Regions from separate parts of the Homo sapiens genome. Here region 2 is linked to region 1. Evidence: chromatin contacts called from ENCODE Hi-C or POLR2A ChIA-PET data. All regions are on one chromosome and are shown on one strand. The core of a region is the stretch at or near the end of the contact, and the rest is flanking DNA. Distances in the headings are between cores, read along the strand shown.

Region 1 (5,003 bases), core at 563-3,062:
TAGCAGGGGACCTTCGGTAAGTCCTTTAATTCTTTGTGCCTCAGTTTCCTCATCTGTCAAATGGAGAAATTAGATGACCTATGAATACTTTTCACCATGTTGGCCAGGCTGGTCTCAAACTGGGAGAAGGATTTCTGGGAAAACTTTTGCTTTGCTTTCTTGATAGGGAGCAAAGAGAGATTGGTGTCCATATTCCCCCTTCTTCCTGCCTTGGATACAGAAGTGATGTTTGGAGCTGTGGCAATCATATTATAATCATGGGGCAAATGCCACTGCTCTAAGGTGTGGAGAAGAAAGGCAGAAGGAGCCTGGGTCCCTTGGTGGGGGGTGCATGGTGCAGCTGAACAACAGCAGGTGATCATCCACCTTTGCTCTTGTTATGTAAGAAAAGTAACTCTCAATTTGCATAACTACATTATTTGGGGTTTACAGTTAGTGATTGCTGGACAGGATTTCTAAGCTTAGAGTGCCTCCTATTTAAAGAAGACCCCTAGGAAAGCACAGCACACGCTAGATCCAGGTCATCCACTTCTCTTAAGTGATCTTCAGAGATCAAAAGGTAAAGGCCCTAGCACGAACCCCATTTTTCCATTCCACATAGAATGTAAAGGGTGGCATCGATTAGGAATGGCAGGAGAACAACGTCAAGGTGTGCAGGAGGGCACCGTGGGAGGTGCTCAGCAAAGGGGAGATGCCACCCTCAGAGCTCAAAAGTGAGCAGATACAACCACTTCCCCAAGCCTGGCCCCCAGCCCAAGCTCTGCTGAGGAGGAGCCCTCTGACAAAGTAAAGGAACGCTGTTTTGGCCAAGAGCCGCTGAACCTGGCTATTTAATCGCTCACTCATAAAAATCACAGAGCCAGTTCTGAATTACGGTGGTGGTGGTGAAGAATGCAAGTTTAAGATCGCTATGGCTTTTTTATGCCAATCCACCACATCGATCCAAAAGCTTTTTAAACAGCCTTAAACGAACTGAACGGTTGAATTTAGTGAGCTCCTCCGTTTCCCTTCTCTCTCCGTCATCCAGCTCCCCGCCCCAAGGATAGGGGAGAGGTTGGAAAAATGAGCTTTGAAATTGCAGTCTCATAAAAGCAAAACTGAGAAAAGATACAACAGTGATGGAGAAAGCCAGACGGGCATTAAAAAACAAAACAGGAGTCTCTCCTAGGCCGCGCCTACACGGGCTCGCCGCGCTCGCTCGTCACCACCGACACCCCACCCCCTGCCCTCCGCATGGGAGGGGCAAGAACGCGATCCGTTCGCAGCTTCCAGGCAGGTGATGAGGATAGCTAGTCCCGCGGTCCTCCGCTAGCTGGCGGCGGGGGTCGGCCAGGTGCCCGGACCCTCCGAGGGCCCCACCGCCGCGCGTCCCGGGGATCGGGACCGCTACCCGCGCCTCACCTGCGCGCCCGGGCCCCAGGGCCCTGCTCCCGGGCGGTGGCGCGGGCCTGGCTCCCGTCGCAGCCACGACCGCCCCCACCGCCCCCGCCGTCCCCGCCCGGGAAGTGGCGAGCCGGTCCGGCTTGCCCCGCCCGCCTCCCGGCCCGCACTCACGCTCCACATCGTGCAGCTTGGCTCGCTCCTCCTCCAGCTTGCCCTTGAGGCTCTCGGCCTCGCTCTTCAGCGACGCCAGCGTCTCGTTCTCGTGCAGCCCCTCGGTTGCCATCTTCGCGCGGGGACGCAGCGGAGAGGGAAGCGGAGAGCGGGAATGCGCTGAGCCGCGGCGGGCGCCGCTCCAGCAGCCGTCCCCGGCCCCGAGCACCGCCCCGCGGCCCCGCCCTCCGCGATGACGCCAGCAGCTGCGGGCCCGGCTGCTGCGCCTGAGCCCCAAGACCCCGCACCTGGGCGCGCGCTCTGGCGCAGTGCCTGGTGCGATGTCCGCGTCAGCCTCTCTCCTCCGGGAGAGGCAGGGAGTGTGACGCCCATTTTACCAGCGGGCAAACTGTGGCTTAGGGATGCTGGGTGATTTGCCCGAGGACGCACACAGAGGGAAGGGCCAAGCCGGGATTCCAACTCGGGACTCCCCGCTTCTGGGGAGACCGGTGAGGCCCCCGCGACATGGCCCTCCCATCCCCAAGCCTCTCGTGCAGATCTCCGCTCTGTGGGACTTGATTGCGGGCTGCGGGCCCGTGGCTCCTGCAGGCAGAGAGAGGACGGGAGAGGAGACGGCTACGAGGCTTGGCCGCAGGTAGCTACGGTGCTCCCCCAACAAGGAACCGGAAACCCTCTTCGTTTGTTGATCTAAATATACAAAAATAAAACTAGTTGCTGGGTTCTCAGACGGAGTCTCTGCGGCATTAGGAGGCCCACCCTTATTTTCTCTTTTCTTCACGCAGGAATCAGGTCCCTGGCCTGGGGGCGGCAAAAGGAGATGGCGGTGGGTCAAGTGGGCGCGCAGGCTCAGACCTGGGGCTTCTGAGCCCACGCCCAGGCATCTCGGACCTCTCACTTCTGAGGCCACCTCCTGCCCTTTAGAATGAAGGGCTGGCACAGTTCTGCCAGGATGCACGTTTAGCGACTTCTGTCAGACTGAAGCATCCCCTCTCCGCAAGCGCCTGAAGTGTGAGAGGCACTGTTCTAAGTGCTTTAATTTGCACTTGTTTAATCCTCACAGGAGTCAACTTGAATGGGCACACTTATTCCCACTTTACAGAAGAGGAAACTGGGGCACAGAAAGACTGAGTAATTGCTCAGGGGGCATGCTCCAAGAAAGAGGGAGAGACAGGATTTGGACCCAGACAGGCTGGCTCCCTAGTGCTCTGGACTTTGGTGTGGATGATCCAACTCAAGCCTTCTCCTTTTTCCCTCCTATGTGATCTTGCATGCGTTTGTGCAGAGAATGAGAAGGCAGATCAAAGTTACAGATGCTGCGAGAACATCGCCAAGCAGAATCTTGGGTGCTGTCCCCACCTCTCTGTACCTGCTCCCTCCCAGAGAAGCCAGCCTCCACTTGCTGTCCCGGGCCTTCTCTATCTGAGAAAAGTTGAAGGTACTCGATGTTAATCTGTACATAGTTGTTTTGCAGGTTAGAGTCTGGGATCCTCCGTTTCCTTATCTGGAAAAGCTTCTTCATAGGATCTGCTTCATAGGATTGTTATGAGAATTAAGTAAGATGGTGTGGGCCGGGTGCGGTGGTTCACACCTGTAATCCCAACACTTCGGGAGGCCAAGGTGGGTGTATCACCTGAGGTCAGGAGTTCGAAACCAGCCTGGCCAACATGATGAAACCCTCTCTCTACTAAAAATACAAAAATTAGTCGGGCGTGGTGGTACGTGCCTGTAACCTCAGCTACTCAGGAGGCTGAGGCACGAGAATCGCTTGAACCCTGGAATCAGAGGTTGCAGTGAGCCGAGATCGTGCCACTGCACTCCAGCCTGGGCAACAGAGCAAGACTCAAAAAAAACAAAAACAAAAACAAAAACAAAACAAAAAAAGGTAAGATAGTGTGGGTGAAGACTTTAGCAGACTTCTCCGTACATAGCAGATGCTTATTCACTGCTAGTTCTCTTTTCCGTTCCCATCCGTATAATAATAGGTTTACTTGTCGCTGTTCCTTAGTATTTAGATATTTAGCATAGTACTTGCATATGGTAGGTGCTCAGTTAATGCTAGTTTATTAAATGGATGTATAAAAAATATATAAAATATATAAATCTGTATAAACTATGTTAAAAATATAAACATATAACAAACATGTTTATAAATGAATAAATATATAAATACAATTATTAAGTATAAGATAAGAATATATAAAAGCAAAAATATTACACCTGTTTGAGAGTTTGTAAAGCAAAAGGTTAAGAGCACAGGCTCTATCTAGATCTGACTGCCTGGGGGCAAATCCTGGCTCTGCTCTGTGGCCTGAGGGATTTACTTGTGGTGCCTCAGGCTCCTCATCTGTGAATGGGGGACAACACCTCCTTCAGACTCTGTATGGCATTCGGAGAGAGCAGTGCGTGGCACACAGTATGCATCTGTTATTATTACTGAGGCTGCCTGATACGCTTGAGCAGTTCACATGAGGTAATTTAAATGAGACACTGGGTCATGGGGGATTCTTCTCACAAGGGCCATCTCAGGGGGCCCAGGCAAGGCAGCCTCATCTCATCACCTCCTTAGGCTGGCTCTGTTTGGACCGTTGCAGGATGTGTGTGTGGTTCAAGGTCCTCCTGGCTGTGAAGACCTGAGGCACGTGGTACTTCTCACTGGTGTGTGCCCTCTTCTGGGGGTTCTTTGTGTAAAATAAACCTCGAACAGCCTCCAACCTGGAGAGTCAACTATCTAGAGATGAGGCCATCAGACTTTTAATGGTTAGGCAGTTTTCCAAGTACTTTCTTGTATTTTGGTGTTAACTCCCACTGAGGAAGCTGGATATCAGAAAAGTTGAGGTCAGCTACATTCCACAGTGGTTGAGATAAAGGGTCACTCCTATTCACAAAAAGGGCCCAATGGGGACTGTGTCTACATAATCCCAAACAGTTGGATGAAAGGCCAGCTGTCAGTCACTGGATGTCTCTTCAGCTGAATGATGCTGTCTGAATATTTGGGAACCCCCAAGTAGAGAGTAGAGATTGTATTAAAGTAATTGTGGTTTTTGCCATTGCTTTCAATTGAAAGCAATGAGAATTGTTATGAGAATTAAGTAAGATTGTGTGGGCCGGGCGCAGTGGTTCACACCTGTAATCCCAACACTTTGGGAGGCCAAGGTGAGTGTATCACCTGAGGTCAGGAGTTCAAAACCAGCCTGGCCAACATGGTGAAACCCTCTCTCTACTAAAAATACAAAAATTAGCCAGGCATAGTGGTTTGTGCCTGTAACCTCAGCTACTCAGGAGGCTGAGGCACGAGAATCACTTGAACCCTGGAGTCAGAGGTTGCAGTGAGCCGAGATCGTGCCACTGCTTCAATTGAAAGCAATGGCAAAAACCGCAATTACTTTTGCCCCAACCTAATAGTAGCGCTAGCTGGCAACTATTCCCTAGAAAAGTATCTCCAGGCATGG
Region 2 (5,299 bases), core at 239-2,738, 340 kb before region 1:
TATCCCAAAGCAGACCTTATGTCCTGGAGACTGTGAACCAAGCTTCTTGGCCAATAGCAATGATTTCTAAGACTTCCCTTCTTTCATCAGTTCTGCTTTCTTCAGTTATCACCAGTCTTAAGTATTAATTTGTTTTTCTTTCTGCCTCCACCCACTCCCATTTCTTCTTTCTCTGAAACTATCCCCAATTGCCACTAGCTGTATGGTTCTCATTATTTCAGTAGTTTTTTATGGTTTGGAGTTTTTTTAATTATTATTTTGAGATGGAGTCTCATTCTGTCACACAGGCTGGAGTGCGGTGGCACGATCTTGGCTCACTGCAACCTCCGCTTCCTGTGTTCAAGCGATTCTCCTACCCCAGCTTCCTGAGTTGCTGGGATTACAGGCATGGGCCACCACGCCTGGCTAATTTTTTTTTATGTACTTGTAGTAGAGATGGGGTTTCACCATGTTGGCCAGGCTGGTCTCAAACTCCTGACCTCAAGTGATCCACCCACCTTGGCCTCCCAAAGTGCTGGGATTACAGGCGTGAGCCACTGTGCCTGGCCTGGTTTGACTTTTTATTATATGTTTGTGTGTATTTTTCAAAGGCTATATTGTGGTAGTTCTTATCATTTATAGTGAACTCTCCTGTCTTAACATCATGAGGCATTTCTGCTTCTGTGCCAGAGGTTTTGTGCCTGCTATCTTGAAACTGCCAATTAAAACCTAGTGAATACCCCTCTCCCCTTACTTTACTGGACTGCATGCTGCTTCTCCATAGGCGAATACCCTAGCTCATGTCACCAGATTACTTTTTTAAAAAACAATTTTATCAAGGCATAATTTATATACCGTCAACTTTACGTATACAGCTTGATGATACCAAATTACTTTTCCTAGCAAGCCCTCTTCAGTGCTGTCTGTGGTGTGTAAGTCATCTTGCCCTTTCTCTTTGTGTTCCAAAAATTGCTTATGGTGGGTTGTGTGGATGTTGATTGTGGCTGCTGTGTGGTTACTTACAAGTGCCCTGTCTGTTGGTTATTTTTCAGCTATTCATTCTGAATATCATAGTACTTCATTAGGCATGAGGTTTTCTACATTTAGGGCCTAAGGTCAAGGTAGTGGGGCAGTGTCATTTTCTTGAAGAATTGACTCTCTTTTGCCCTACTATTGACTGAGTTCGTGCTTTTATCCCACCTCATGAGAATTATACCCTAACTCCAGGAGTTACCAAATCTCTTTTTGAGTGGTATTACATTCCCCACCTCCCTCATGAAGTACAAAATACATTATGCAAATTTTAGGCCTTGTGCCTCTTGAAAAACCTATTGTAACTACTACTCCCTTTCAATCTGAAAATTAATCATGATAATAAAGCTTGATGTATCTCCAGGCCCCTGACGTTGATTAGAGTAATACCAGTGGTATCTCTAAGTCAGAAGTGTGCTGTGTCTCTGAAGGTGCATATAAATGCCTTCACCATGTAAGAGTGAGGCATGGTCCATTGAGGAGCATTCATTCTTACCAGCTGGGGCACCGTACTCATGACTCAGTGGTGAGCAATGGGGCTAGATGGTATGCCATACCTGGAGCACTGCTGATCTTGAGAGGAGGAAAAAGAGTAGTCAGAGTTGGAAGAGCTAGAAAGGCTTTGGAGAGGACAGACTTCAGCTAGTCTTTGAATTGTGCAGCGTGTGGATAAGATAGAGAGGTGAAATTCGGGCCTGGGGTAAAAAGGATTGTTTAAGAAGAGTGACATCATTGTGGGAAACAAATGAGGCGGCCAGCTGAAGATGAACTTTGGATATCTGTGAGGCCCTGAGGAATCTAGCCTGATTAAAGCAGAGGATTCCTAGTGATTCTTAGAGCAAGTAGGAAGGGGAGTTTTATCAAAATCACCCGAGAAACTGTCAAACTACAAACACCTAACAAGAAACATTTCTAAGTAAAGGAGTAAAATGTTAAAAGCAGTGTTTTAGGTGACTGTAGGCAAGATACAGATGTTAGAGCAGGAAAACAGGAGCTTAGAGTCAGTTTGCTTGTCTAGAGCCTGGTCTGACAGAGGGCTTAGTAAAGCAGTATTTTTTACTTCCTCTTTTTATGAGGTTCCAGAAGTTTCTCTAGGTCTTAGAACCTTTCCTGGGAAGGGGCAGGGCTCAGAGACATAGGGCTTTGAAGAGCCTGCATAGGACTTTAGAAAGTTGTTTCTCTTGATGTTTCCTTAGGGAAAAGGTTTTGAGAAAACATACCCCAAAACTGCCCTCAATCCCAGTTTCAGGATTTCAATTAAATAGGGCCTTTGGTCCAAAGCTGTGGAACTTGGGAGAATATATAATTACATATTTCTTAAAATGAGCTTTGCTATTGGTTTCGCAGATTGCTAGTTTTTTTTTTTTAATAGCATTCTGAAATTCTAATATGACTGTATGATGGCCGATGGTTCTTATTTTGTTTTTTCTACCAAAGCACTTCTTGCTGTTACCTGAGTGTGGCATGCATAATTCTAAAGTCAGGGATAATATTTGTTATTTTTTCATATGCAGCATCAAACTGCAACAAATGATTGAATTGTCCTTTAAATTAAAAAAAATCAATAAATGCACATGGTACAAAACTCCTGGGGTCCTCCTGGATATATAGCAAACACTGAGTGAACCCTCTCCCTTGTATTCTCAGCTAACTAGTTTATCTCTGGTTCTTGTGGATCCTTCCAGAGTTATTCTCAAGCACTTATTTTTAAAAGTTGATTGTTTAGATTTGGAAGGACCTTGGAGGTCTTTTGTTAACCAGTAGACTTTCTTGAGGTACTAGAAAAAAGTGGGTCACAGTTGAGGAATAGATGTAAATGAATGATGGGGGGAGGAAAACCCTCCGAAACTCCTTAAAATATCACCTTCTGCGGTTAAAGCCTTTATGAAACCTGTTTCCCAAAGGCCTCTTTCCTAAATTCCAAGTCAATTTTTCTAACCTATTTTTTCTTATTCTGAAGTCTTTTTTCTAATATCTTTCAGTACTGTTCTCCTCTTGAGAGTCTTGGTTATAAAATTTAATTAAAGAGAGGCAGTAGTTAAATACTGTTAAATTTATTTTAATAAGAGGAAAGGAAATAAAGACCAAGGCAGAAATGAATGTGCTACTTTAGTATTCTTACTACATTGACAGAATTTATATTTAATTTTGTGATTGAATCTTTTTTGCATTAATTCCTATGATTTATGATTTGTAGGGAATTCATGTTTTCATGGAAACATGTCTAACTTTATTATGGAAATCAATGTGAAAATAGAAAATTAGCTGTATAAGTTTGCTTTATTTGGTGAGTTTTCAGGAAAGCATTTATTAATACGGTCATACTACTGTTAACTTTTTTTTCCCCTCTACTACTTAACAACATTGGCTCATGCTTGACTTCATTATTTACTTTGTTCATTTTTTAAGTCTATCTGGTTCTTGTTTTTCAAGTCACTTTCCTGCAGTATTTCAGCTTTTGTATGTACATATCTAGCATGATTCAGCTTTCATATTTTTCCTTTTTACTTATACATTGTTCACCTTGGCAGTGATGAGGGCAAGTCAGTATTTTTTTCCCCCAAGATTGGGTTAAATGGTGTTTCCTTAAAATCATAGACAATTAGAATTAGAAGAGACCTGAGTCCATCAGGCTCAGGGATGAAATGACTAGGTTTCAACCTTTGCCAAGTCTCATCTACTGGTAGTAGCTGCCTAAGGACTGAGGGAGGATCTGTGCTCAGTGAAAAAAAGGCTGTTTGATTTGCCGTGTTTGTCATGGACGTGGAAGAGCCACCTGTCAGAACCAGGACTATATTTTAGCTATTCTTCATCTAGCCCAGGAAACTAAGAAGAGATTAAAGTCAGAACCCCTAAGTCCATAGATCCGCTCACCCTCAGTCTGATGCTGGGAGCTAACTAAGTGCTAGACTTTTTCTCCTGAAGAATTTTGGTTCCAGCCAGGCACAGTGGCTCACATGTGTAATTCCGTACTTTGGGAGGCTGAGGTGGGAACATCGCTTGAGCTCAGGATTTTAGACCAGCCTGGGCAACATAGTGAGACCTCATCTCTACAAAAAATTTAAAAATTAGCTGGGCATGGTTGGCACACACTTGTTGTCCCAGCTACTCAGTAAGCTGAGGTGGGAGAATCGCTTGAGCCCAGAAGGTCGAGGCTGCAGTGAGCTGTCATCACTCCAGCCTGGGTGATAGTGGGAGACTCTGTCTCAAAAAATAAAACAAGGAAAGAATTTTGGTTTCCTCTGGGTTTTGTTTGTTTTTCCTCCTCTGGTGATAATTGAATCCTATTAATTACATAGGTTTGTCACAGTTTGTTATAGAGCTTGGAGAAGGACTTCGGAGTAATCAATCAAGGAGTCAGAAGGTACAGAAAATTCTCCTTATTCTAGCAAAGAAAGGGAGCTTCAGTTATATAATCTAGCTAAAATTAAAAACTTTTAAAAATCTATTTTTAAGACTGAAGATTTTTCCATTAAAATTTAAAAGTACACTACTGACTGAGCGCAGTGGCTCACACCTGTTATCCCAGCACTTTGGGAGGCAGAGGCAGATGGATTACTTGAGCCCAGGAGTTTGAGACCAGCCTGGGCAACATGGTAAAACCCCATTTCTACCAAAAAAAAAAAAAATACAAAAATAAAAATTAGCCAGACATAGTGGCACGCACCTATTGTCCCAGCTACTTGAGAGGCTGAAGTGGGAGGATTGCTTGAGCCCGGGAGTTTGAGGCTGCCATGAGCCATGTTCATGCCACTACACTTTAGCCTGGGTAACAGGCTCAAAACAAAACAAAACAAAACAAAACAAAAAACAAATCTAGTTTGAAGCCCAGGAAATTTGGAAGGATTGAAACTGAGGAAAAATAATACCTTTTGTTCACTGCGTAACATTCAACTTGCTCTCAGCATGATTTCTTTTAGACCTGGCCTAGTTTATTTTAGGTTTTATGTGTTCTTCAATGCTTACTAACTTGGTGGATTAAGAAAATTCTTGCAAGAGGAAAAATGAGTCATGGTGATACTTCCCTTTGGGGGAGAGAAAGAAAACTCTCAGATTAATCTCACCATTATGCACTTGGCATGGATTCAGCATTTTGATTGATGGCTGAGCATTGATAAATCTTTCCCTGTAAGCCACTTCATATCATATTTGGTTTTGTTCACAGTAGGACTGGTAGAAGTCTCTTTTTCAGTTAACCAGCAGAGATAAAGAACTCTGTAACCTTATTACCATCAGAGACTTGTTCGTATGATGTCATTTCTTTTTTTTAAAGATATTTTGAGTTTGC

Evidence for each region. A loop is a pair of places that touch in the nucleus more often than their neighbours do. ChIA-PET counts read pairs that join two places held with the same protein, here RNA polymerase II (POLR2A). Pooled maps may share reads with other maps.
Region 2: a pooled map shows a loop between it and region 1 (2.1-fold over the local background). The contact joins the enhancer-like site here to the promoter of CERNA1 in region 1. A Hi-C loop is called at or near these places in 4 of 50 pooled maps. POLR2A ChIA-PET finds 5 or more read pairs at or near these places in 2 of 52 experiments (MCF 10A and activated T-cell).

Annotation. Positions count from the first base shown.
Region 1 is chr15:52,178,214-52,183,216 of GRCh38, forward strand. It overlaps CERNA1 (competing endogenous lncRNA 1 for miR-4707-5p and miR-4767), which reads left to right and starts at 1,813. Exons shown (of 3, transcript NR_102751.1): 1 at 1,813-2,188; 2 at 2,837-2,989. It overlaps GNB5 (G protein subunit beta 5), which reads right to left. Exons shown (of 13, transcript NM_016194.4): 3 at 1,555-1,666. RefSeq lists a silencer at 1,224-1,883 and enhancers at 1,929-2,430, 2,254-2,343.
Region 2 is chr15:51,841,528-51,846,826 of GRCh38, forward strand. All of the region lies in intron 1 of TMOD3 (tropomodulin 3), which reads left to right. Among named protein-coding and RNA genes, the nearest start is that of TMOD3, 15 kb to the left of the region's middle. Within about 2 kb of position 1,489, at least 6 of the 41 ENCODE cell types and tissues checked have a DNase peak (open chromatin) inside an H3K27ac peak, as active enhancers do.